Linked DNA regions of Homo sapiens: region 1 is linked to region 2. A link is an interaction called in ENCODE POLR2A ChIA-PET data of the cell type or tissue named here. Cell type or tissue: K562. All regions are shown on one strand. Each heading gives the region's core, and the rest is flanking DNA. Links, peaks and the distances in the headings are about the cores only. Region 1 holds the start of LOC107985584 (a long non-coding RNA gene). Region 2 overlaps GNB1L (G protein subunit beta 1 like).

Region 1 (11,015 bases), core at 6,269-10,268, 850 kb before region 2:
TTTCTGTCTGCGTCTTTGTGCAGTGTGGATTTAGTTGTGCTTTTTTCTTGCTGGGAGAGCACAGCCACCATTTACAAGCAGTGTCACCCTCATGGGTGGTGAGGACAGAACAGGAGCCTCTGCTCTCTGTACCTATCTGGGCCCAGTGGGCTCCCCTGTCCTGGCTTCCATCTCTGTCTCAGTGACCATTCAGCCCTGCGCAGGAACACATGTTGCTTAGAAAAGCCAAATCCAGCCCTTGTCTCTGCCTCCTCTGGTCTCATGATGTGCATCTGTTACCTTGAAACTGGAAACCAGTCTATCAATGTCTGTGCCAGTTTTTTATTCCCTCCCCAACCTCCTTCCCCATACGACTTTTTATTTATGTAGGATGTGTGCTGTCTAATGATGGGATGACCACACTTTTCCATGTTCTAAAAGTGCTTCTCTCCCGCAGGGTCCCAGGGCTGGTGGTTGCTTTGGGTCTACAGCTACGTCTTACCCGCCTCCTGCCTCAACAGCCTGTGTGGTGGCAAAGCCGGTGTGGGGCTGGGGAACGCAGCGTTCTCCAGGAGGGGGACCCGGCTCTCCTTCTGCAGTGCAGGCGAAGGCCTAGATGCCAGTGTGACCTCCCACAAGGCGTGGCTTCCAGACTCCCCGGCCGGAAGTGATGCTTTTTTGCCGCGGGCCCTGGGTTTGAAGCAGCCTGGCTTTCTCTTGGTAAGTGGCTGGTGTCTCAGCAGCTGCAATCTGAGCTCAGCCACCTACACACCACCGTGGCCAACACTTTCATTAAAAAGTTTCCTGAGACGACTTGCGTGCATGTTGACTTCATGATCAGCGCCGCTGGGAAGAACCCCTGAGCTTGTGGGGTGGGGCTGGAAGCAGCAGGTGCAGTGATGGGGCTGGGTGCCCAGGAGGCCTCAGTGCTCAATCAGGCCAAGGTGGCCAAGCCCAGGCTGCAGGGAAGGCCGGCCTGGGGGGTGCGGGTGAGCACAGGCAGGCACCAGCTGGGCAGTGTTAGGATGCTGGAGCAGCATCCGTAACTCCACTGAGTGGGGTAGTCTGGTTGGGGCAGGGACCGCTGTTGCTTTGGCAGAGAGAGATGATCCCCACTGGGGAGAGGCTGTTCTGACTCTGCAGGTGGGACAGGGACAGATGGCCACCAGGGTGACCCGGCTGGTCTTCCTTTGCTATGCTAAGCCCTGGGACATGGAGGATTCCTGCCACACAGCCTGGGCCCGGGTTCTTACCTGTGGCCACCGCTCTGGCACGAGCCCCTCAGTCTTGGGTGGTTTCTGCCTGGTCCGGGATTTGGTGTTGCTGCTGACTCCAGCCTTTCCACCACCTCTGCATGGGCCGTGGGTGTTGTCAGCTGCCTCCTGCCTTGGCTTCAGTAGCTCACCCAGCTTACAGGGGAGCTGCCCTGGGCTGGAGATGGGCACGCACCCTGGGTCCTACTTGAATGAATGCAGCTTGAGGAGACCCGGCCATATACACTGGGCCACAGGTTACCCTCGGCAATGCCCACATCAGCCGTCAGCCTGAGCCTCCCCAGGAGAGCAAGGCTCACACGACAAAGGCTGCCCGTGGCCAATGAGGTGGCTGAGCCCAGCCAGGACCTTTCTCGGACTCCCGGGATGTGGCTCTGCTCGTGAGCTGCCTGGTCAGCTCTCTCGGGGTGAGAGGGGCTTGTCACACGGGCCTCTGCCTGCAGTGTGACCCTTCTCAGCTTCTCTCAGCAGCCCTGCCTGCGGAGTGTCACCGCCACCATGATCATTTCCCTGACACAGCGAGGGTGGGGGGACGTCCTGGGTAGAGACAGGGCCCGTGGCAGCAGCAGGCTCAGGGGCGCCCTGCACTGGTGGGCTGGGGACCTGGTGGAGACCACGCCAAGGGCTGGACAAGGGGACGAGCCTCCACCCTGGCCTCTCCGCAGGCCTCAGCAGCCCCTCCCACAGGCAGAAGGGTTGACACTGGGTTCTGCCCTCACTGCAAGAGCTGCAAGTGCCACGTGCTGTTCTGCCCAATCTGGTGTCTGCAGGTGAGGGAAGGGCTGCCGCTGGCCCGTTTCTGAGTGTTCAGCACCTAAGGGTGACAGCACTGTCTGTCCCTACCCTCCAGGTCCTGTTTGAAGATCAAACCCATGCTCACAGGCCAATTTTTTTTTTCTTTTAGAGACAGGGTCTCACTTTGTCACCCAAGCTGGAGTGCAGTGGTGCGATTATAGCTCAATGCAGCCTCCAATTCCTGGACTCAAGGGACCCTCCTGCCTCAGCCTGCCAAGTAGCTTGGACTATAGCTGTGTGTTTTCTTATTATTTTGTAGACATGGGGTCTGGCTATGTTGTCCAGGCTATTCTCAAAATTCCCGGCCTCAAGCAATCCTCCTGCCTCGGCCTCTCAAAGGTTGGGATTACAAGTGTGAGGCAAGGCACCCAGCTCAGCCACAGAGCCCTGTTGCATCTCTCTTACTAGGAGCAAGAGCTGACTGCCCCCTCATCCCCATTCCAGAGTGTTGGGGCTGTGTTCAGCCGAGGCCGGGCCACTGGCATGGCCCAGGGAGCGGGATCCTTCACTGCTGCCCCAAATCTGAGATCATTCCACCTTGACAAGACTTCCTCATCCAATCCCTTTACTTGACAGCTGGGGAAACCAATGCGCACAGAGCACCCCCAGCTCACTCGGGGTCTCAGAGCTGATCCATGAGCAGAGGCTGAGATCCTGGGATCTTGTCCCCCAGCCTCCCTGCAAGCTTACTCCCTTTCTGCTGGAAGAGATGGGGCCGGACCTCGACCAGCAGCCCTGGCCTGGACATGACTGTGCTCATGCAGGTATTGAGGCCGAGATGCCCCGGCATCATATGTTTTTCTTTTCTTTTCTTTTCTTTTTTTGAGATGGTGTCTCACTCTGTCACCCAAGCTGGAGTGCAGTGGCATGATATTGGCTCACTGCAACCTCTGCCTCCCGGTTAAAGTGATTCTCCTGCCTCAGCCTTCCAAGTAGCTGGGCCTACAGGCTTGTACCACCATGCCTGACTAATTTTTGTGTTTTTACTAGAGACGGGGTTTCCCCATGTTGGCCAGGCTCGTGTCAAACTCCTGACCTCAGGTGATCCACCTGCCTTGGCCTCCCAAAGTGCTAGGATTACAGGCATGAGCCATGGCATCACTTAAATGTAGTGAGAGGCCGGGCTCGGTGGCTCATGCCTGTAATCCCAGTACTTTGAGAGGACGAAGCTGTCAGATCACCTAAGGTCAGGAGTTCGAGACCAGCCTGGCCAATATGGTGAAACTGTGTCTCTACAAAAAAATAGAAAAAAAAAATCCCTGCGTGGTGGTGAGTACCTGTAGTCCCAGTTACTCAGGAGTCTGAGGCATGAGAATCGCTTAAACCTTGGAGGCAGAGGCTGCAGTGAGCTGAGATGGCGCCACTGCACTCCAGCCTGGGTGACAGAGCAAGACTTTGTCTCTAAATAATTAAATAAATAAATATGGCCGAACATGGTGCCTTAGGCCTGTAATCCCAACACTTTGGGAGGCTGAGGCAGGTGGTTCATGAGGTCAGGAGCCTGAGACCAGCCTGGCCAAGACGGTGAAACACTGTCTCTACTAAAAATACAAAAATTAGCCAGCTGTGGTGGCAGGCACCTGTAATCCCAGCTACTTGGGACACTGAGGCAGGAGAATCGCTTGAAACTGGAAGTCAGAGGTTGCAGTGAGCCGAGATTGCACCACTGCACCCTAGCCTGGGCGATGGAGCAAGACTCCATCTCAAATAAATAAATTAATAAATACAGAGCAAGATTCCATCTTAAATAAATAAATAAACTTACACCTGTAATCCTAGCACTTCGGGAGGCTAAGACAGGTCAATCACCTGAGGTCAGGAGTTCGAGACCAGCCTGACCAATATGGCTAAACTCCATCTCTACTAAAAATACAAAAATTAGCCGGGCCTTTTGACGTGTGCCTGTAGTCTCAGCTACTTGGGAGGCTGAGACAGGAGAATTGCTTGAACCCAGGAGGTGGAGGTTGCAGTGAGCCGAGATCTCGGCTGCACTTCAGCCTGGGTGACAGAGTAAGACTGTCTCAAAAGGAATAAATAAAATACAAAATAAAAAAAATGTAGTAAGATTGCAGAGTCGTGCCGCGGAAGCGTGCTGGTCCTATCCATGTAGTGAAGGCTGATTTCATACAGAAATGTCACAAGAACTTTTTTTTTCTTTTTCTTTTTCTTTTTTTGAGACGGAGTCTCGCTCTGTCACCCAGGCTGGAGTGCAGTCGCGCGATCTCAGCTCACTGCAAGCTCTGCCTCCCGGGTTTATGCCGTTCTCCTGCCTCAGCCTCCCGAGTAGCTGGGACTACAGACCTGTGCAGCAGATGCTGGGGGATCCACTAGGCCCAGACAGTCTTAGGACTTGTGTCTCTCCTGCTGTGCATCCATACTGGGTGCTTTAGAAATGGCAGGCAGACCAGAAGCCCCTGTAGCAAGTGAGGACAAAGTGTGGGAAGGCCGTGAGGGTCTGCAGTCCGAGATGGCCTTGTCCTCAACCTGCAGTGCACTGTTGATGCGCTGGAATGCCGCCTCCTTCTCCCGGTCCAGGTCTTCAGCAGTGACCCAGTACCCCAGCTCTAAGGGAGGTGGCAGCATCAAAGGCTCCCCTCGCCTGCGTGGCAGCAGGGGAAACTTGTGTCTACGGGGCCTAGAGGACTGGGATCTGGGGGAGCCACCCCTGGGGCCGAGTGTCTGCCCTGGTGCTGTATCTGCCGTCTTTTCACACTGGGTGTGACCCGAAGAGACAGCCTCAGGTCCGTCCTCACTCACTGTGTTTGAGGAACTGAGGGTCAGCTGGCAGTGGGATGAGGCTGGCGCCTCTTCCGCTTTCGTCCCGGGAGGTCTCCCGTAGAGCTGCAGGAGCTCGAGATGGCATTTCGTTTGGGGCACGAGCTGGTCCGGGAGGTCTGGGATCTCTGGTTCTGACCTCTGGGCACCTGCTGCAGCTGTGGCTGAGGCCCAGAAATGTGAAGGGCCTCCATCCACTCCAATAGTGACCCCAATGTGCGGTTCAATGTGGAGGGGGGAGGGGCTGCTGCGGCAGCTGCAGGAGCAGAAGTGCCAGGCCTTGTTCTTCTCATGCCCGCATCCATGCTTGCAGCTGGGAAGGGGGCAGGAATCAGCGAGGTGACCTGGGCTGAGTCCTGGGAGTGGGAAGAGGTGGCAGGAAGGGGATCTGAGGAGGAGAACAGGGGGCCTGGTGGTCTGTGCTTCTCCCCAGACATGGGAGCTGTAGAGGGGACCTCTGTAGCAGATGCTAGGGGGGCCACTAGGCCCAGGCAGTCTTGGGACTTGTGTCTCTCCTGCTGTGCATCCATACTGGGTGCTTTAGAAACGGCAGGCAGACCAGAAGCCCCTGTTGCAAGTGAGGACAAAGTGTGGGAAGGCCGTGAGGGTCTGCAGTCTGAGATGGCCTTGTCCTCAACCTGCAGTGCACTCTTGATGCACTGGAATGCCGCCTCCTTCTCCCAGTCCAGGTCTTCAGCAGTGACCCGGTACCCCAGCTCTACGGGAGGTGGCAGCATCAAAGGCTCCCCTCGCCTGTGTGGCAGCAGGGGAAACTTGCGTGTACTGGGCCTAGAGGCCTCGGATCTGGAGGAGTCATTCCTGAGGGCGAGTGTCTGCCCTGGTGCTTTCTCTGCCACCTTTTCACACTGGGTGTGACCCGAAGAGACAGCCTGAGGCCTGTCCTCACTCACTGTCTTTGAGGAACTGAGGGTCAGCTGGCAGTGGGATGAGGCTGGCCCCCTCCTCCGCTTTAGCCCCGGCAAGCCTCCCGTGGAGCTGTAGGAGCTGGAGATGGCATTTCGGTTGGTGCACGAGCTCGTCCAGGAGGTCTGGGATGACTGGTCATATCTGATTTCTGACCTCTGGGCATGGAGGTCTGTCTGCAGAGGCCCGGGCCCGGGCACAAAGGGAGAGAGGCCTCCATTGTCCCGCAGGGGCCGAAATGCAGACGGTGCATCCCCGGTGACCTCGGGGACCCTTCTCTGATCACCAGGATTCTCTTGGACTCTAGGGTCCTTGTCCTGCTCAGGCATCCCTGCCCCGCTCTCCTTGAGGGCCCTCAACACTATCTTCCCTGGACACAAGTCTGGGGACAGCCGGCTGTTGTGGACCCCAAAGGGGTGACTCCCAGCTCCTGGGCCCCACAGAGAGTCCATGTTCTCAGTGCAGTGGCTGAGCTGGAGGACGCCCTGGAACTCGGAGCACACAGCACTGGCTTGCTGTGGTACCTGTGCAATCAAATTGAAGGCAGGATCCCAGAAAGGAAGGCAGGGCTTGCAGGATCACGGAAAACCTTCTTAGAGTTGTCTTGACACCACGGATGTCAAGTGTCCGGGTGCTTGTAGGATGGCCTGCCACTCAGTCCACGGGCAGGAGCAACGGGGAGATCCCACAGGCAAAGTGAACTGGGGGATGGGCTGAACGGGCTCCAGGCAACTGAGCCCTACTGGCAGGTCCTCGGCCTGGGCCCGAACAGGAAGGAGGGGCACAGAGTGCCCAGGTAACCGCTCCTGGGAGCAGTGGGGAACCGTCGGTTGCTTGAACTCTCGAGAGCTGGGCTCTGAGCGTCCTCGTCCAGCCGCCAACTCGGCCAACGGCTAAGCCAGCAGTTTCTTCTGTTGCCGGGCAACGCGCCTTTTAAACCTGAGGGAGCGGGCGCGTGAGCACATCACGGCGCCCGTGACAGAGCGAGCTTAACGGATTAATAAGCGCAGCCAGGTACCCGCGCGAGGCACTTGCTGGCAATGGCGGGAGGCGGACGTGGGGGGTCATGCAATAGGTACTGGAAGGAGAGAGGCGGGCACAAAGGTCGCGGGAGGAACAGGTGCCCACAATGGCGGCAGATCTGCCCGTGGATCACTGAAGATTCCTGCTCTCCTGCTGAGGTGGAGATTGCAGTGAGCTGAGATCGCACCATTGCACTCCAGCCTGGGCAACAAGTGCAAAACTCAGTCTTCAAATAAAAAAAAGAAAAAGAAAAACAAAAGGCCGGGCGTGGCGGCTTATGCCTATAATCCTAGCACTTTGGGAGGTCGGGGCGGACGGATCACGAGATCAGGAGTTGGAGACCAGCCTGGCCAACATAGTGAAACCCCCTTTCTAGTAAAAATACAAATTTAGTCAGACATGGTGGCACGCGCCTGTAGTCCCAGCTACTCCGGCGGCTGAGACTGGAGAATCACTTGAACCCGGGGGCTGGGAAGGGATTGCGATGCGCCGAGATCGCGCCACTGCACTCCAACCTGGGCAACAGAGTCAGAGTCTTTTTTTTTTTTCTTTTTTTTTTTTTGAGACGGAGTCTCCCTCTGTCGCCCAGGCTGGATTCCAGTGGCCTGATCTCTGGGCTCACCGCAAGCTCCGCCTACCGGGTTCACGCCATTCTCCTGCCTCAGCCTCGGGAGTAGCTCGGACTACAGGCGCCCGCCACCACACCCGGCTGCTTTTTTGTATTTTTAGTAGAGACGGGGTTTCACCGTGTTAGCCAGGATGGCCTCGACCTCCTGACCTCGTGATCCGCCCGCCTCGGCCTCCCAAAGTGCTGGGATTAAAGGCGTGAGCCACCGCGCCCGGCCGAGACTCTGTCTTAAAAAAAAAAAGGCCGGGGCTGTGGCACTTTGGGAGGCGGAGGCGGGTGGATCACGAGGTCAGGAGTTGGAGACCAGCCTGGCCAACATAGCGAAACCCCGTCTCTACTAAAACTACAAAAAATTAGCCGGGCGTGGTGGCGGGCGCCTGTAGTCCCAGCTACTCTGGAGGCTGAGGCAGGAGAATGGCGTGAACTCGGGAGGCGGAGCTTGCAGTCACCCGAGATCTCACCACTGCACTCCAGCCTGGGTGACAGTGCGAACCTCCGTCTCAAAAAAAAAAAAAAAAAAAGAGAGAGAGAGACACAGAGAAAAATGTTTATTGACTTAATGCACTTTTATGCCTGTGTTCTTCAATTTGCTTAGGAAAGACCTACACTTGAGAGCTGGGACTGTGGCCGATTGTGGACATGAAATATATGGTTTCTTGCAAAAACTAGACACTGAATAATTACGATTTAGTTGAGCTAGAAATCCATTTGGTTTCTTCCATATTTTTCCAAAATTTTCATCCTTTTTTTTTTAATTTTGAGACGGAGTTTCGCTGTTGTCTCCCAGGCTGGAGTGCAATGGCGCGATCTCAGCACCTGCTGGCAATGGCGGGAGGCTAGGGGACGCTGGCTTGATAGGTACTGGAAGGAGAGGCGCGCGCACAAAAGACTTGGGAAGACCTGGCGCGCACAATGGCTGCAGATCCGCCAGTGGATCACTGAAGATTCCTGCTCTCCTGCTGAGGCGGGGATTGCAGTGAACTGAGATCGCACCATTGCACTCTAGCCTGGGCAACAAGAGGGAAACTCCATCTCACACACACACACACCAAAAAAAAAAAAAAAAAAAAAAAAACACACAAAGAAAAGAAAAAGTAGTGGCCAGGCGTGGCGGCTCACACATCCCAGCACTTTGGGAGATTGGGGCGGGCGGATCACGAGATCAGGAGTTGGAGACCAGCCTGGCCAACATAGTGAAACCCTGTCTCTACTAAAATACAAAAATTAACCAGACATGGTGGCACGCGGCTGTAGTCCCAGCTACTGGTGTGGCTGAGGCAGGAGAATCACTTGAACCCGGGAGGCGGAGGTTGCGGTGTGCCGAGATCGCGCCACTGCACTCCAGCCTGGGCTACAAAGCGAGACTTCCTGTCAAAAATAAATAATTAATTTTTAAAAATTATGTAGAAGATAAAAACTTTATGTTCTTTTTAATGTTTGCTGTCCATAAAATCATCTGGGCCTGGTGCTTTTCTTTGGTTTTGTTTTTTTGTGAGATTTTTGAGGGGATGGGATACAGATTTTTTTTTTTTTTTGAGACGGAGTCTTGCTCTGTTGCCCAGGCTGGAGTGCAGTGGCACCACCTCGGCTCACTGCCACCTCCGCCTCCCGGGTTCACGCCGTTCTCCTGCCTCAGCCTCTGGAGTAGCTGGGACTACAGGCACCCGCCACCAGGGCCGGCTAATTTTTTGTATTTTTAGTAGAGATGGGGTTTCACCGTGTTAGCCAGGATGGTCTCGATCTCCTGACCTTGTGATCCGCCCACCTCGGCCTCCCAGAGTGCTGGGATTACAGGCGTGAGCCACCGCACCCGGCCGGGATACAGATTTTAAAATAAACATTCAATTCCTTTAATGGTTCTAGATCTAGACAAACTTTTCTGCTTCTCCCTACTTTGTTTTTATGAAGTTATATTTTTCTTTTGAGACAGAATTTCTCTGTTGCAGTCACGCGATCTCGGCTCACTGCAACCTCCGCCTCCCAGGTTCAAGTGATTCTCCCGCCTCAGCCTCCCAAGTAGCTGGGGTTACAAGCATGTTCTACCACACCCAGCTAATTTTTGTATTTTTAGTAGAGTTGGGGTTTTACTATGCTTGCCAGGCTGGTCTCGAACTCCTGAGGTCAGGTGATCTGCCAACCTCGGCCTCCCAAAGTGCTGGGATTACAAGCATTAGCCACCCCACCTGGCCTGAAGTTATATTTTTCTATAAAACTGCCTGTTTTGATATTTTAAAAAAATCACTGGCATAACTTGGTTTATGTAATGTCCTTATGAGTTTTGTCTTAATATTATTTATTTATTTTATATATTTATTTAGAGATTGAGTCTTGCTCTATTGCCCAGGCTGGAGTGCAGTGGCCTGATCTTGGCTCACTGCGACCTCCGCCTCTCAGGTTCAAGCAATTCTCGTGCCTCAGCCTCCTGAGTAGCTGGGATTATAGGCACCCACCACCACACCCAGCTAATTTTTGTGTGTGTTTGTGGTTGTTGTTGTTGTTTCTTTTTGTGAGACAAAGTTTCGCTGTTGTTGCCCAGGCTGGAGTACAATGGCGCAATCTCAGCTCAGCACAACCTCCACCTCCCGGGTTCAAGCAATTCTCCTGCCTCAGCCTCCTGAGTGGCTGGGATGACAGGCATGCGCCACTACACCAGGCTAATTTTATATTTTTAGTAGAGATGGGGTTTCTCCATGTTGGTCACGCTGTTCTTGAACTCCTGACCTCAGGTGATCCGCCCGCCTCAGCCTCCCAAAGTGCTGGGATTACAAGGGTGAGCCACCGCACCTGGCCATTTTCATATTTTTAGTAGAGACGGAGTTTCACCATGTTGGCAAGGCTGGTCTCAAACTCCTGACCTCAAGTGATCTGCCAGTCTCGGCCTCCCAAAGTGCCAGGATTACAGGCGAGAGCCACCGCACCCGGCCTAGCCACCACGCCCGGCCCATTTATTTCTAAGTAGAAAATACATTTGTATATTTCAAAATTCAGAAGGCATCATCTCAACCCTGTCCCTATTCCTGCAGTTTCTCAGATACAACCAAATAGATTCAATTTCTTGGTATCTTTCTAGAGATAGTTTATGAATATAAACAAATATCCAAATAAATAAATATGTTCTTTTGCTTTTTTTATACAAATATTACTTTATTGTACCTATTGATCTGTTCCTTTCTCTTTCTTTCTTTTTATTATTTTATTTTATTTTTTGAGACAAGGTCTTGCTCTGTGGCCTAAGCTGGAGTATAGTTGTGCAATCTGGGCTCACTGCAGCCTTGACCTCCGAGGCTCAAGCGATCCTCCCACCTCAGCCTCCCGAATAGCTGGGACTATAGGGCCATGCCACCAAGCCCGGCTAAACTTTTTGTATGTGTTGTAAAGGCAGAGTTTCACCGTGTTGTCCAGCCTGGTCTCAAACTCTTGGGCTCCCGCGATCTGCCCAGGTAGGCCTCCCAAAGTGCTGGGATTACAGGCATGAGCCACCATGCCCAGCCTCCAGCTCTTATAGTGGACCTGATATTATAATGCCCACTTCCTATGATGAAAAGGAACTGAATGAGTGTGGAATCTCTAGGACCACGCTGGCATATAATGGGCCCTTGGGGTTTAGTTTAGTAGCA
Region 2 (15,851 bases), core at 3,023-7,022:
ACCTGTGCTGACGACAGCCTACCTGGACATATTTCTCCATGCTCACTGAGGCAGGGGAAAGGCCACAGCAGGCCACAAGTAATGTGTGTCACCCCACTTCCATTTCTGTGGCCAAAGGAAGCCACAGAGCCACACCTGAGTTCCATAGGACGGCAGCAGCTGATCATCCTATGGGCTGGGGTGCTCAGTATGGAGAAGTACAAGCAGCCACCCAGCGTGGGGCTGGTTGGTGCTGCTGAGGATGGGAGGATGGGAGGGGCCTGCATCCATCCCAGGGCAACATACCTGTTTGTCTGCTGGGGCTGCCTGACAAAGGACCGCAGGCTAGGGGACTTAAACAACAGACATTTCCTCATGATTCTGGAGCTAGAAGCCTGAGATCAAGGTGTGGGCAGGGTTGGTTTCTCCTGAGGCCTCGCTCCTTGGCCTGCAGATAGCCATCTTCTTGCCGTGTCCCTGTCTGTGTCTGTGTCCTAATCTCTCATAAGCTCACTAGTCTATTGGATCAGGGCCCACCCTCATGACCTCATTTAACCCTGAATTACCTCTTTAAAGACCCTGTCTTCAAATGTAAGTACTAGGGGTTAGGACTTGAACATAAAAATATTGAAGGGACATAGTTCTGCCCACAGCGGTGCCCGCGATAGGCTTCTCTGGTTTTGTCTTTGCTGTTCCTGGCAGCGCTATATTGGGCAGGCTTCTGTGGTCTCCACATGCCTGTGTGCAGAGTCCCCCAGGCCCTGGGTTCTGGGGCCCATACTGAGGAGTGGGGATGGCCAAGCCTTGGCTGTTGAGTAGGCAGTGCCCAGTTGTGCTGTATGGGATGCTGTTTCTCACTTAAGAAATCTTTCCCTACCTGGGGGGTACAAAGGCATTATCCTGTATTCCCAGGTTGTAACTTTCTGCCTTTGACATTCAACCTTGAGTCCACCTGTAAGTGTAACTGCGGCAGAAGGGAGGGGTCTGCTGTCATCCTTGATAGCCTGTGATGAGCAGAGCCCCTCTGCCGACCGCGATGCACATGTAATATGAGCAAGAAATAAATTTTTGATGTGCGAAGCCACTGAGTTTGGGGCTTGTGTTTTCCACAGCATAACCTATTATGTCCTGACCAACAGGGGATCCCATTTCACCTTTTTCCATAGGGCCTACCTCAGCATCAGCTGCTGGCTGCAGCAACTCACAGTCTGGCTGCAGCCACCCGTGAGCCATGCCTGGCCTACCCGCCTGCTCTCTGGTCTGATCTGTCCCTTACTAGTTATTCTAGCTTTTAAGTCTTGCTTATGTCATAGGGAAACCATCCATGTCCCCATTTTTCAAGTTGTCTTTGCAAGTTTTAAAACACATTGGATCACAAATGCAGAGGCAGCGAGGATGGTGTCATGGCCCTTGCCCAGCCCCAGCAGTGTTCACACTCTCCTGGTGCAGGCCTCGGGGGTGCCTTGTCGCTGGACAGCCTGGCCAAGCCTGCTCTCCAGGACAGCAGGGCCCGTTGCTCCCTTAGTTTTTCTTTGGGCTACATCATCTCTATTACAGGGACACGGTGGGTAGGGGCTGGCCAAGGAAGAGCCCAGGCCTGTGGGGTGTTCTCATTGGCCGGCTCCTTTCCTCCTGGCCTCAGGAACCACCCCCAGCACAGGGCTGGGGCCTGTGGATGATGGGTGCTCATGCACTTGCCACATTCTTCTGTGTCCCCATTGGTGGGGCTGCCAGCTGGGTGCACAGGACATCTGACTCCCCTGCCCCCTGCTGTGCCTGCGCTGCCCACCTCACCTCTGTGTCTGAGCACTGCAGGGGACTGGGGAGTGTTTGTGGGTTGTGGAGCCAGGGCTCTTTATTCACAGGCTGTGCATAGGGGGGGCCCTCAGTGAGGGGTCCACCTGCAGCACCCACAGGGCAGAGCGAGTGGGAGGCTGGCCTCTGTCCTCATTCGCATGTCTGTGGATGTGGGCAAGCACATTGCTGGCATGCATATGTAAGCATGTGCACAGCTGACTGCATGCAGCTGGGTGGTCGGGAGTTGATGAGACATACACCTGGCCACACCACCACCTGTGTGTGATAGGGGACCTCCCCTTTCCACCCAAGGTTGCCTCCGCCACAGGAGGAGCCACACAGGCAAGTCCCTGTCAGAAAGTGTCAGCCCCAGCTTGCTTAGGGACCCCTCCTCCAGCTCCGACCAAGTTTCCAGGGCACATCCCCATCCCCGAGGCCAGGGGCACCAGCCCCAGGGGATTGGTCCCCATCCTGCACCCTCTGTGAGTGTTGTCTCTCCCTGATGGGATCGGCAGCTGGCCTACATGAACCAGGCCTCTGAGCAGAGGCTGAACTGGTGCACGGGGATGTCACGCTTCCTGTAAAGCAGTGAGCTTTTCCGTGTGTTCACCCGGGTCAAAAAGGCCGGTCCCTCTGCTGGCTGGGTTCCTGCCTCTGCCCGTAAGTGCCTGGGGCAGGCTGGCTAACAATGTCCAAGTCAGGCTTCCTTCCTGCCATCTTGCCAGGCTCCTGGGACCCGCTCCTGGGGCGACGGACATCCCCAGCCACAGCGTGAGATGCCTGCTCACAGAGAGACCCCGCCTGCCCATCCTGCCTGCCTCTGCAGCCTGGTGGCTCCTCACGCTGGCATTTCCTCTTGGCTCAGCTGAGGCAGCCCGTGTCCCAGTGCAAAGGAGAAGTCTGACTTGCAGCCTCAGCGCCTGCCTGGCGCCCCTGCTGACTGTGGAGCTGGCCAGCAGGTCACTCCTCATGCCCCAGCCATGAGGCTTCCAGGCATCCCCAAGGAAGAAAACTAATCCATGTCCTTGTCTCCATGAGACCCACTCCCCCTGCCAGCGTGGTGGGTGGTTGGTGGCCACGAGGACCCAAAGTGCTGGCAGAGCACCCAGCAGGGACTGGCAGTGCCTCGGGGGAGAACAGGCTGCAGTGGGCTGTCTAGAGGAACTTGCTTGTCTCTGCTCGGGAACGAATCACGCCATTTGGGCGTGTCCCCAGCAAAAGTGACTGATCTCTGGGACCCTCCCTCACACGCAGCAGGGCCTATCTGGAAGGGGGCGGCACAGACCTGGTGGGGTTCAGCATGTAGGCACCGTGCTGGGCCCCACCTGGCTCACTGCAGGCCAGGAGTCCTGGGTGGGGCACTGTGGGTCTCAGTCTCTGGAGAAGTGCTGGTGGCCAGCCCTGGGGCACCTGGGCCACTGCCCCAGGTGAGGTGAGGTCAGTGCCGGCCCCTGGCCTGAGGCAGTGAATCTTGCTGGGGGGCAGCTATACCCTAGGGGAGCAGGGTGGAGGTGCTTTGCCAGAGCAGAAGGCCCCTGTGGCAGAGCAAATGACCATTTCTCTAGGATGGAGAACAGACTCAGACCCAGAAGGGAGATGGGTGGCTGTCCTTCGTCGGGGCCTACAGGACTGTAGCACTCTCATCTCCACTATGGAAATCGTGTCTATGGCTGGAATCTGAGTTCTGCTTTGCAGATTTGCCAGCTTACCAGTGCTCTGGGCAGCCGGGGCTCGGGTTCCCCTCCCTGCACTGAGCTGGTTCAGGGCTTTGTGGGCCTCAGGCCAAGTTGTCAGTCAGGGCCACTCCCTGAGACGGATATGCCTGATGCAGGCCTGGAGGTGCTTTCTTCTCCAAGGGAAGGAGTTCTTGGGGGGCATACCTTATTCCCCGCCACAGAGAGACTGACATCGGTCAGCCCTGGGAGGTGGGAAATTGCTGGGGTTGGGCTGTGCACTTGCTGCCCGGGGGGCGGTGCCTGGCTCCCCCTCGCCATCGGGCTGCTGGGCACCGGCCCTCCCTGCCTCCCTGCCTCACCGGAATTCTTCCTGGGATCTGCATCTTTGAAGCCGCTGCCTCCCTGCCCGCCTGGGCGCTTCCAAAGGCGGATACTGACAGAGGATTCAATGAATCGAAGGTCGCCAGTCGGGGCGTTGACAGATGCCCAGCCGTGATACTATTTCTGATTTAATAACCGAATGGGAGGCTGGCCCTCTGTAATAATTAGGGCTAATTACTGAGGAGGTGTTGACAGACGGGCTGAGAGGAAACAAACTACCTTTATCCCGTGGCTTAGAGTCAGATTACCAGCCCGGTGCTATCTGCCCCTCAGAAAGTAGACGCTTCAATCACTCAGCGAGGCTTCAAAGGGGAACAGGGCCTGACAATGCACGGGATTTGGAAAGGAGCTATGAAGTGCGCCTTTGACTCCGAATCGCCAAACGGAGCCCCATTCCAGAAATGGTTTCTTTGTGAAGTTTGAGTTAGTGCTGGTAGACCTGTTTCCCGTGCTCAGGACAGGGAGCTGGCTGCAGTGGGAGTGGGCAGGTGGGGGCCATGGCCAGGGCTGTGGCTGCTGTGTGGCCAGCTTGAGCTGCTTAGGTCCTTCCCAGGCCAGGTGACACTAGCAGAGTCCTGGTATCTCCAGTAGCTGGCCCTGGTAGCCGTGGGTCCAAACAGGGAGGTGCAGCATGTTTTCCTTGCCCAGGGAGGGTTTCTGGTCCTTTGTGGCCGTGAGTGGCAGGTAACAGGATAGGGACCTCACCATCTGAGCAGGCTCATCCCTTCCTGTTTGCAGCTAGAGTGCAGCTTTTCTGCAGCCCTCCCTGGCAGGTCTGGCCTCCCTTGAAGGGGGATGTGTCCTTGGCATTATTTATGGCAGGACCACCTCTTGGGGGCCTGGGCATTACTCACCAGGCTGCTCCCACCCCCGTCCTGGGCTGAGAGCCAAGGCCATGGAAGCAATCCTGGCCCCCGAGGCCTTGGTGGGCAGACATCAGTGACTGAGAAGGGTTGTTGGGGGCTAGTCTCTGACTGCCCCCACTGACTCCCCGCTGATCTCCCTGCATTTCAGAGATGGGGAAGGGTGTATCTAGACCTCAGTTTCCTGGTTTGAAGCAGCAGCACTGAGATGTGTGCCAGTGAACTGACTGGGATAGCCCAGGGCTCTGTGTCTGATGCAGCTTCTTGGAGTGGTGTGTGTGAGGCTTTTTGGGAGATCAGGGTCGCTGGCTGAGGCTGCAATGCAGCGGACAGTTCTGAGATTCTGGGCCTTACTGCTGCTGTCTTCCTCACCAGGAAGGCAGGGGATGACACTGAGGTCTCTGCTCAGGACAGGCCTGTCCAGGGAGTGCCTTTCTGGTTCCAGGTGTAGCCTGGGAGGTGCCTGATGAGCAGGAGGTGGGAGGGAGCCCATTCACCAGCCACCTGTGTGCCTGCCTCAGGCCTCATGGCCTTGGCTTCATGTTCTTGCTGGCCTGGAGGACCAGCCAATTCAACATCTTCATGCTAGAACGGCTGTGCTACTTCATAGAGAAATTAGGTGGGCTGGGCTGGTGAAGCGCAACAGTGGTTAGATCAGTGCTCTTTCTGTCCCCAGCTGGCTGGGGACACCTTCTGGAAGTAACGATGGTCATAAAAGTCATCAGCTCATTTGCTTAACCGAATAACTACTAGCTTGTACCAGGGGGCACTGTTGATGAATTTATATTAGGGCAAAAATAAGATAGTAAATTATTTGGAATGGGAAAAGCGTGTAAAAGTTGACATTAAGTCTGTTTTGTTTGTTTATTTTAGAGGCAGGTCTCTTTAGGCTAGGCTGCAGTGCAGTAGTGTGATCATAGCTCACTGCAGCCTTAACCTCCTGGGCTCAAGTGATCCTCTCCTCCTGCTTCAGCCACCAACATAGCTGGGACTATCATGGCGGGCACCACCATAACTGGCCGATTTTTTTAAATTATTTGTTTGTAGAGATGGGGGTCTTGCTATGTTGCCCAGGCTCATTAAGTCTGTTTAAGTCACCTTGAGTAGAGATAGAAATTGACTCCAAAGCCAGAAACAGGAATTGAAGTTTCATAATACATTAGTGTAAATTAAATACCATTAACTGTAACACAAGAAAAAATAGCACAAGAATCTTGTACAATATATTTTATTTGAAACATAACCTGTGAGACTGTGGCCAAGAGCAGTGGTTGAGTGTGAACCTTGTGCACGGACGCATTTCTGAGCCCTTTTTCCTGTCAGCATCTTGCTCTGCGCATGACTAATGGACTAGGATTGATGCATTGTTAGTGACCAAAGTCCAGGCTTCATCCAGGGTTCCTGAATTTGCCCTAATGTCCTTTTCTGTTGCAGAATCCCATCCAGAACCCCACACTGCGTTTGCTCTCCTGTCTCCCCAGGCTCCTCTGGCCAGGACAACTTCTTAGACTTTTCTTGTTGTTGATAACCTTAAGTTTTGAGGAGCACTGGTCAGGCTCTTGTAAAATGTTCCTCCACCGGGATTTGTTGTGTTCTTCTCACGATTAGACTGAGCTTAAGGGTTTTGGGAAGAAAAGCACAAAGGTTGAATGCCATTCCTGGATGGATTTTCTTTTTCTTTCTTTCTTTTTTTTTTTTTGAGACGGAGTTTCGCTTCTTCGCCTAGGCTGGAGTGCAATGGCACGATCTCGGCTCACTGCAATCTCTGCCTGTCGGGTTCAAGCGATTCTCCTGCCTCAGCCTCCCCAGTAGCTGGGATTACAGGCACGTGCCACCATGCCTGGCTAATTTTTGTATTTTTAGTAGGGTCGGCATTTCACCATGTTGGCCAGGCTGGCCTCGAACTCCTGACCTCAAGTGATCCACCCGCCTCGACCTCCCAAAGTGCTGGGATTACAGGTGTGAGCCATGCACCTGGCCCATTCCTGGATTTTCTATCATGTCAGTGGGACGTGTGGTCAGCATGACCTAGCCCTGCTGATGCTGAGCGTCATCACCTGGCGGAGGTGGTATCTGTCAGGTGTTTCTGCTGTAAAGTGGCTGTTTTTCTCTCCTTTCCGTACTCTCCTCTTAGGAAGGGAGTCACTGCATAACCCATATTTAAACGGTTGGGAGTTATCTACTCCTCCTTGATGGTAGAGTGTCTGCATAAAGTGGAATTCTTCTGTTTGGGAGATTTGTTTATTTAGTCATTTCTTTACCTCAGTGTGGACTCATGGGCATTTTATTACGACACTAGCTCCCCTCTCATCTACACTTTTGCTGAGGTTTCAGTTACCCATGGTCAATTGCAGTCTGAAAATAGGTGAGTACAATACAACAGGATATTGTAAGAGAGAGACCACATTCACATAACTTTTATCATAGTATACTTTTTTTTTTTTTGAGGCAAGATCTTGCTGTGTTGCCTAGGCTGAAGTGCAGTGGTGTGAGCATAGCTCACTGCAGTCTCAAACTCCACGGGCTCAAGTGATCCTACCACCTCAACCTCTTGAGTAGCTGGGACTACAGACATGTGCCAACACACCTGGCTTATTATTATTATTATTATTATTGTTATTATTATTATTATTGAGACGGAGTCTCTGTTGCCCAGGCTGGAGTGCAGTGGTACGATCTTGGCTCACTGCAACCTCCACCTCCTGGGTTCAGGTGATTCTCCTGTCTCAGCCTCCTGAGCAGGTGGGATTACAGGCACCTGCCACCACGCCTGGGCTAATTTTTGTAATTTTAGTAGAGACAGAGTTTCACCATGTTAGCCAGGCTGGTCTTGAACTCCTGACCTCAGGTGATCCGCTTGCCTCAGCCTCCCAAAGTGCTGGGATTACAGGTGTGAGCCATTGTGCCCTGCCCCAGCTAATTATTTTTTGTAGAGACAGGGTCTCCCTGTGTTGCCCAGGCTGGTCTTGAACTCCTGGGCTCAGTGATCCTCCTGCCTTGGCCTCCCAAAGTACTGGGATTAGAGGCATGAACCACTGTGCCTGTCTCTAATTTTTAAATTAAACTTTCCCGTAGGTATATATGTACACTGTAGGGAAAAACATGGTGTATATAGGGTTCAGAACTATTCATGGTTTTAGGCATCCACTGGGGGTCTTGAAAAGTATCCCTAGATACTTTTCATCATCATCATTCATCATCCCCCCTAGATAAGGTGGAACTACTGTATTATTGTTATTATCTTTATTATTGTGTGCGCTTACAGTGAGTCCTAACCCATGTCTGTGTCAACACCACCTCAATCAGGACACAGAAAACTTCTCATTCTCTCAAAACCCTGCCTTTTGCTGCCCTTTGGCAGTGATCCCCTCCCCCTCCTTCTGATCCATGACAGTCACTGGTCTGTCCTCTGTACCTATACTTTTGCCTTTTCCAGGATGCCATATAAATAGTGTGTAGCCTTTTACTCAGTTCTTTGGAGATTCACCCACGTTGTTGCATTTATCAATAGTTTGTTCCTTTCTGTTGCAGAATAGTATTCCATTCATCCATAGATGGTCATTTGGGTTATTTTCTGTTTTAGGAGATTATAGTTTTCACATTTCTGTTTTGGGTGGTTAGTTATAACTACTATAAACATTCATGTACAGGTTTTTGTTTGCATATAAGTTTTCACTTCTCTAGAATACATATCTAGGAGTAGAATTGTTGGGCAACATGTTAATGCATATTTAATTTTATAAGAAACTGGGCTGGGCACAGTGGTTCATGCCTGTAATCCCAGCACTTTGGGAGGCCAAGGCGGGTGGATCATGAGGTCAGGAGATCAAGACCATCCTGGCCAACATGGTGAAACCCTGTCTCTACAAAAATTAGCCGGGCGCGGTGGCAGGCGTCTGTAATCCAGCTACCCAGGAGGCTGAGACAGGAGAATCGCTTGAACCTGGGAGGCGGAGGTTGCAGTGAGCTGAGATTGTGCCACTGCACTCCATCCTGGCAACAGAGCGAGACTCTGTCTCAAAAAAAAAATAAAAATAAAAATAAAAAAATAAATAAATAAGAAACTGCCATACTCTTTTCCAGAGTGTGGGCACCATTTTGCATTTCACCAACAAGGTTCCAGTTGCCCCACAGTATTGCCAGCACTTGGTTTTGTTGGTTTTGACAGTTTTTTTCTGAATTTTAGCCACTCTAGTAGGTATGTAGTGGTATTTCATTATGGGCATAAGTTGCATTTCCCTAATGGCTATGATGTTGAGTTGCCTTTTGTGCTTATTTGCACATCTTTTTAGGTGGAGTGTTTGGCCAAATCTTTTATGCCTTTTTAATTGGATTGTTTAGTTGCTCTTGCATTTCCTTTAATGAGCACAAAAATAGATTGTGCAATTAAATTGCGTATGCAATAAACTGCACATATTTCAAGTGGACAGTTTGACAAGTGCGGCGTCTGTGACGCCATCCCCACGCTCAAGACAACCAACATACCCACTGTGCCTAAAGTATCTTCCTGCGTCTCTGCATGCCCCTCCCTTCTTCCTCCCTGCACCTCTCTTCTCCAGGTTCCCTTTAATCTGCTTTCTGTCACTGTAGGTCAGTTTGTATCTCCTAGAATTTTGCATAAATAGAATCACAGAATTTACTCTCTTTTTCTGGCTTCTTTCACCTGACATGATTATTTTGAGATTTATTCACATTAAAGCATGTATCAGTACTTCCTACTTTGTCATTGTCAAGGATGGATATATCCAGGTGTGGATATAGCTCTGTTTCTTCTGCTGTTGATGGGCATTTGGGTTGTCTCCAGTATGTGACTGGTTTTTAAAGAAATAGCCAAACTTTGTTCCCAAGGGGTTGTACCATTTTATAATCCCATCAGCAGCGTATGAGAGTTTCAATTACTTCATAAGCTTTCCAGCAACTGGAATGGTCAGTCTTTTCTGTTTTAGCCATTCTGATAAGTAGGTAATGGCATTTTATTGTGGTTTTAATTTACATTTTCCTAGCGACTAAAGATGTTGAGTATGTTTTCATGTCCTTATTTGCCATTTGCATATCTTCTTTGGTGAAGTGTTTGTTCAAATCTATTGCCCATTCTTAGTGGTTTTATTTTGTGAGTGTGTTTTCCTTGTGGATTTTGAAAATTATATATTTGGTATATAAATTATCTGCCATATACATCATTTGAAAATATTTTTCCCCATCTGTATAGATTGTCTTTTCATTTTCTTAATAATCTCTTTTCAGGCCGGGCGTGGTGGCTCACGCCTGTAATCCCAGCACTTTGGGAGGCCGAGGCGGGTGGATCACGAGGTCAGGAGATCAACACCATCCTGGCTAACACGGTGAGACCCCGTCTCTACTAAAAATACAAAAAATTAGCCGGGTGTGGTGGTGGGCGCCTGTAGTCCCAGCTACTCAGGAGGCTGAGGTGGGAGAATGGCGTGAACCCAGGAGGCAGAGCTTGCAGTGAGCCGAGATCGCGCCACTGCACTCCAGTCTGGGCAACAGAGCGAGACTCCATCTCAAAAAAAAAAAAAAAATCTCTTTTCAAGAGCAAAGGTTTCTAATTTTGTGGAAGGTGAATTTGTGTTTTTTATCTTATGGATTATGCTTTCTGAGGGTTTTTTTAAAAATCATGAATGGATGTTGAATTCTGCCCAGTGCCTTTTCTATATTAACTTATATGATCCTGTGGTTTTTCTTTAGTGTTAACATGAGAGTTTACATTGAATGATTTTTGAATATTGAATCAGCTTTGCATTCCTGAGATAAATGCCAGTTGGCTCCAGTGTATTCTTTTTCTACACTGTTGGATTAGATTTGCTGTTTTTCCCTCCCCAACTTGAGACTTAAGCAGCAAGATATTATTTTGTTTGAGGATTTGTATGTCTATATTCATGAAATATGTTTGTTTGTGGTTTTCTTCTCTTTCTACTAACTTTGTCTGGTTTTGGTATTGGGTTAGTGCTAGCCTCATCAAATTAGTTGGGAAATGTTCTCTCTTTTTCTGTTTTCTGGGAAAATAATTTGTAGAATAGTGTTATTTCTTCTTTAAATGTTTGGTAGAATTTGCCAGTAAAGTCATGTGGGCTGGAATTTTGATTTTTTTTTTTCCCCAAGGATTTAAACTAAAAATGTGATTCCTTTAATTGATACAGGACTATTCAGGTCTTCTCTTTCTTCACATAGTCTGTGTCTTCCAACTTTCATTTCAGCTAGGTTTATTTAGCTTGAATTTATTTGAGTTGTTCATAGTATCTCCTTATCCTTTTAATGTTTCTGGTGTCTGTAGTGATAACCCTTCTTTAATTATTATAATTTGTCTCTTCTCTTTTTATTGTTGTCAGTTCAGCTAGAGATTTATCAGTTTTATTGATCTTTTTAAAGAACCGACCTCTTGCTTTATTTTCTCATTTGTTTTACTATTCTTTAAAAATATTTATTTCTGCTCTAATCTTATTTCCTTCCTTGTGCTTGTTTTGGGCTTACTTTGTCCTCTTTTTCTGTTATCTTAAGGCATAAACCAGGTCATTGATTTGGAGACCTTTCTTCTTGTCGATGTAAGTATTTAATGCTGTAAATTTCCCTCTAAGCACTGTTTTAGCTGCATCCTACACGTTTTGATATGTGGTGTTTTCATTTGTATTTAGTTTAGATATTTTCTAATTTCCCTTGGGACTTCCTCTTGAACCCATTGATTATATAAAACAGTGTTGTTTAATTTCCAAATAGTTGGAGATTTTCATTATCTTGCTGTTATTGATTTCCAGTTTAATTCCATATGATCAGAGAGCATACTTTGTATACTTTGTTTTTTTACATTTTTTTTTTTATCGAGACAGAGTCTCGCTCTGTCGCCCAGGCTGGAGTGCAGTGGCGCGATCTTGACTCACTGCAACCTCCGCCAGCTGGGTTCAAGCAATTCTTCTGCCTCAGCCTCCTGGATAGCTGGGACTACAGGCGTGCGCTACTATGCCTGGCTAATTTTTTGTATTTTTAGGTGGGGTTTCACCATGCTGGCCAGGCTGGTCTTGAACCCCTGACCTCGTGATCTGCCTGCCTCGACCTCCCAAAGTGCTGGGATTACAGGCGTGAGGTTTTTTTTTTGTTTGTTTGTTTGTTTTTTTTTTTTTTTACATTTTTAAGGTTTCTTTTATGACCCAGGATATGGCCTATCTTGATGAGTGCTCCATGTGCATTTGAGAGGAATGTGTTTCTTCTACTGAGCGGCATGTTCTATAAATGTCAACTAGGTCAAGTAGGTAGATAGTATTAGTCAGGTCTTCTGTATGACTTCCTGACCACTTGTTCAGTCAGTTACTAAGGAGGAGTTTAAGTCTCCACCTATAATTATGTAGTTATCTATTTCTACTTTCAGTTCCATCAGTTTTTTCTTCATGCATTTTGAAGTTCTCTTATTAGCTCAGTATTTACAACTTTTGTGTCTTCTTTCTGAATCGATGCCATTTATCATTGTATCTTCTTCTTGTCCGTGATAATATTCCTCACTCTGAGGTCTACTTTGCCTGATATTAATATATCCACTGCAATTTATTATTTGTATAGCATATCTTTTTCACCTTTTTATTTTTTATAGCTTATAGTTGGGTCTTATAATTAGCATGTTGGGAGCATTTATGTTTATTGTAGTGATTGGTATGGTTATATTTAGGTCTACTATTTTGTTGTTTTCTCTTTTTCTTCTCTTCTTTTTTTTTCTTCTATCCCCTCTTTCCTGTCCTCTCTTGAATTATTTAGGTATTTTAAAACATTGTTTTGATTTTTTGTTGGAACTTTGGCAGTATCTCTTTGTGTTATGTTTTTAATGGTTGCTGCAGGGATGACAGTGTACATACTTAATTAACCCTTCACAGTCTTCTTAGAGTTAATATTTTTCCATTTCAAATAAAATATAGAAGGCTTACAACCACATAGGTCCCTTACCCTCCTCCATTATGTTATAACTGCCATATTGAAAACCTCAACAGATAATACAATTTTAACAATCATACATGTTTACTGAAGTGATAAAACCGCATTTTACCATTGCTCCTCCTACCTTCTTGAAGTTCCACATGTCTTTCTGGTATCATGTCTTTTGAACCTGAAGAACTTTAGCATTTCTTTTAGTGCAGATCTGTAGGCAAGAAATTCTCATTTGCCCTCATCTGGGAATCTTTATTTTGCCTTCATCCCCAAAGAATATTTTGCTAGATATAGAGTTGTTTTCTTTCAGTTCTTTAACAAAGATGTTCCACCCTTCTGGCCTCCATGGTTTCATTATTATTTTTCAGCAGTTTATGATGTTTCAATATTGTTTTCTTTGAATTTATCCTATGGTTCGTTTATGGTTCATCATGTTCTTAAACATATGTGCTTTTGTCTTTCTCTAAGTTTGTGAAATTTCAGGCATTATTTATTCAATTAATTTTTGGGTCCAAATCTGTTTCTCTCTTCTACTTCTCAGACTCCACTGCCCTTAATGTTAGACCTTTTACTATTATTCCACAAGTCCCTGCTATGCTAACCACTTATTTCAATCTTTTTTCTTTCTGATCTTATATTGAATAATTTCACTTACTCAATCTTTTATTTTATATTTATATTTATATTTATATTATTATTATTATTGTTTTTCTCTTTGAGACGGAGTCTCACTTTGTCGCCCCGGCTGGAGTGCCGTGGTATGATATCGGCTCACGGCAACCTCCGCCTCCCAGTTTCAAGCAATTCTCCTGCCTCAGCCTCCCAAGTAACTGGGATTACAGGCGCCCGCCACCATGCCTGGCTAATTTTTGTATTTTTTTAGTAGAGTCAGGGTTTCACCATGTTGGCCAGGCTAGTCTCGAACTCCTGACCTCAAGTGATCCACCTGCCTCAGCCTCCCAAAGTGTTGGGATTACAGGTGTGAACTACCGCGTCCGGCCTATTTTATTTTATTTTAGAGACAGGGTCTTGCTCTGTTGCCTAGGCTGGAGTACGGTGGCACGATCATAGCTCACTGCAGCCTTGAACTCCTCAAGCCATCCTCCGTCTTGGCCTCCCAAAGTGCAGAGATTACAGATGTAAGCCACCACGCCTGGCCCACTTTATGTCACTCTGTCATCTCCCATTCCATTATTGATTTTTTTCAGATATTATTCAGTTCTGAAATTCGTATTTGTTTGGTTTTTTAAAAAATAATTTCTATTTCTCTGCTGAGAGGTCTTTTCCCTCCATTCAGTTCAAGGATGTTTATTTTTGCCTCATGCAGCATAATCATAAAGCTGCTTTAAAATTTTTACCAGATATTTCCAACATCTGAATCTTCTCAAGGTTGGCATCTGTAAATTGGCTTTTTCCTTGAGAGTTGGTCTCATTTTCCGGGTTCTTTGTATGCTGAATAATTTTGGATGATATCCTAGACATATCCTGGGTTGAATAGTGTGTGAGGTCCTCCAGAGAGAGCTGAGTTTGGCGCTAGCAGGCAGTCAACCCAGTTAGATTTGCACAAGCTCCATCTCGCCCTCCGTGGGCTGTGGTTTTAATCTCATTTTTATTTTCAGAGCTTTTGACATGCTGCTTTGGTTCTGTCTCGCACATCAGCCACCCAGGGCTCAGCCTGAGACTTGAGTGTTGGTTTACTTCCCTTCTTACAGCTGGTGCTGCTTTGGGTCTGCCCTGTGTATACACAGCTCAGGGGTGAGCTTGAGGCTTCTGTGTATTTATTCACAGAATTGGGGAACTTTTTTTAGCTCTCCCCACTCTGTAGTTTCCCCCCTTGCCATCTTGCAGGGTTCCCTTTCCTTGGTTCCCCTGATCAGAAAGACAAGCTTCTCTCTCAGTCACTTTCCCCTGGGCTCTGTGTGCAGGGCCATCCCTGGGGCAGCACCGTGAGAGAGGGGGACAGTAAACCTTCAGGGTTTCCCCTCACATTCTTGGGGCCGTAGCGCACCTTTTTCTCTGTATCTCTATCTAGAAATTTGGAGTTTTATCCAAGTTTTAGCCACTGCTGCCTGGTAGCTCTGCAACCAGGGCCAACTGTAGGGCAGCACCCCAAAACACACATACGAATAACCTAGGAAACATGTCTCTGTGTAGGTCACTGTCCTAAGCTTTGCTTTCCTCCAAAACCCGGCTGGCTGCTGTTGCCCACTTTTCTGTTTTCAGAGAATTGTTTTTTGGGATTTTTTGGGGGGTGGGATAGAATCTTGCTCTGTTGCCCAGAGAGGAGTGCAGTGGCACAATCACAGCTCGCTGCAGCCTTGAACTCCTGGGCTTAAGTGATCCTCCCACCTCAGCCTCCCAAGTAACTAGGCCTGCAAGCACACGCTATCAGCCCAGCTAATATTTTTTATTTTTCGTAAAGACAGGGTCTGACTATGTTGCCCAGGCTGGTCTTGAACTCCTGGCCTCAAGTGATCCTCCCACCTCAGCCTCCCAAAGTGCTGGGATTAATGATGTTAGCCACTGTGCCCAGCCTTAGGTAGTTGCTTTTTATATTTTGTCCAGAGTTTTGAGTTGCAGTCAGCCTGAGAGAGAGGCTGTAATGAGCTTACTTCATCCTGCCAGAACAAGAAGCTTTTCTGTAGTTTTAATTTACATTTTTCTATGAGTAAGCTTTTGGTTGAACATCTTTTCATGTGTTTAATGGGCATTTTCATAGCTTTTTCTGAATTGTCTATTCATCTCTTTTTCCCATTTTTCTATTGAGTTTTTAGGCTTTCCTTAATATTGAAAAGTTTATTTATATTTTAAAGATATTAATTTTTAAATTTCTTTTGACATGCAAATGCTAAAATTTTTGTCTTTCTTTTTATTTCTTTTATTTTTTTTTTTGAGGCAGAGTCTCACTCTGTCGCCCAGGCTGGAGTGCAGTGGTGTGATCTTGGCTCACTACAAGCTCCGCCTCCCGGGTTCACGCCATTCTCCTACCTCAGCCTCCCAAGTAACTGGGACTACAGGCACCTGCCACCACACCCAGCTAATTTTTTGTATTTTTAGTAGAGATGGGGTTTCACCGTGTTAGTCAGGGTGATCTCGATCTCCTGACCTTGTGATCCTCCCGCCTCAGCCTCCCAAAGTGCTGGGATTACAGGCATGAAAAATTTTTATTTTTCTATAGTCAGAATTATCCATTTTATTTTATTGTTTTTTTTTTTTTTTAGATAGAGTC

The links. Peaks named below come from ENCODE experiments on the same cell type or tissue, not always from the same donor. Only the 100,000 strongest peaks of a DNase experiment are listed, where the experiment ranks them.
Region 1: POLR2A ChIA-PET joins it to region 2 with 5 read pairs; 1 of 35 experiments calls an interaction of 5 or more read pairs at or near these places.

The regions. Positions count from the first base shown.
Region 1 is chr22:20,685,215-20,696,229 of GRCh38, reverse strand. It overlaps LOC107985584 (a long non-coding RNA gene), which reads right to left and starts at 694. Exons shown (of 2, transcript XR_007068010.1): 1 at 482-694. It also overlaps the pseudogene POM121L4P and the pseudogene BCRP5. RefSeq lists a silencer at 9,068-9,288. In K562, for the core only: no CTCF peak of the experiment used is centred there; a DNase peak (open chromatin) is centred at 7,964.
Region 2 is chr22:19,831,354-19,847,204 of GRCh38, reverse strand. All of the region lies in intron 2 of GNB1L (G protein subunit beta 1 like), which reads left to right. RTL10 (retrotransposon Gag like 10) reads left to right here. Exons shown (of 3, transcript NM_024627.6): 3 at 1-1,059. Among named protein-coding and RNA genes, the nearest start is that of GNB1L, 16 kb to the left of the region's middle. RefSeq lists enhancers at 1,657-2,169, 2,170-2,682, 2,683-3,196. In K562, for the core only: a CTCF peak has its summit at 5,427; DNase peaks (open chromatin) are centred at 3,494, 4,062, 4,848 and 5,374.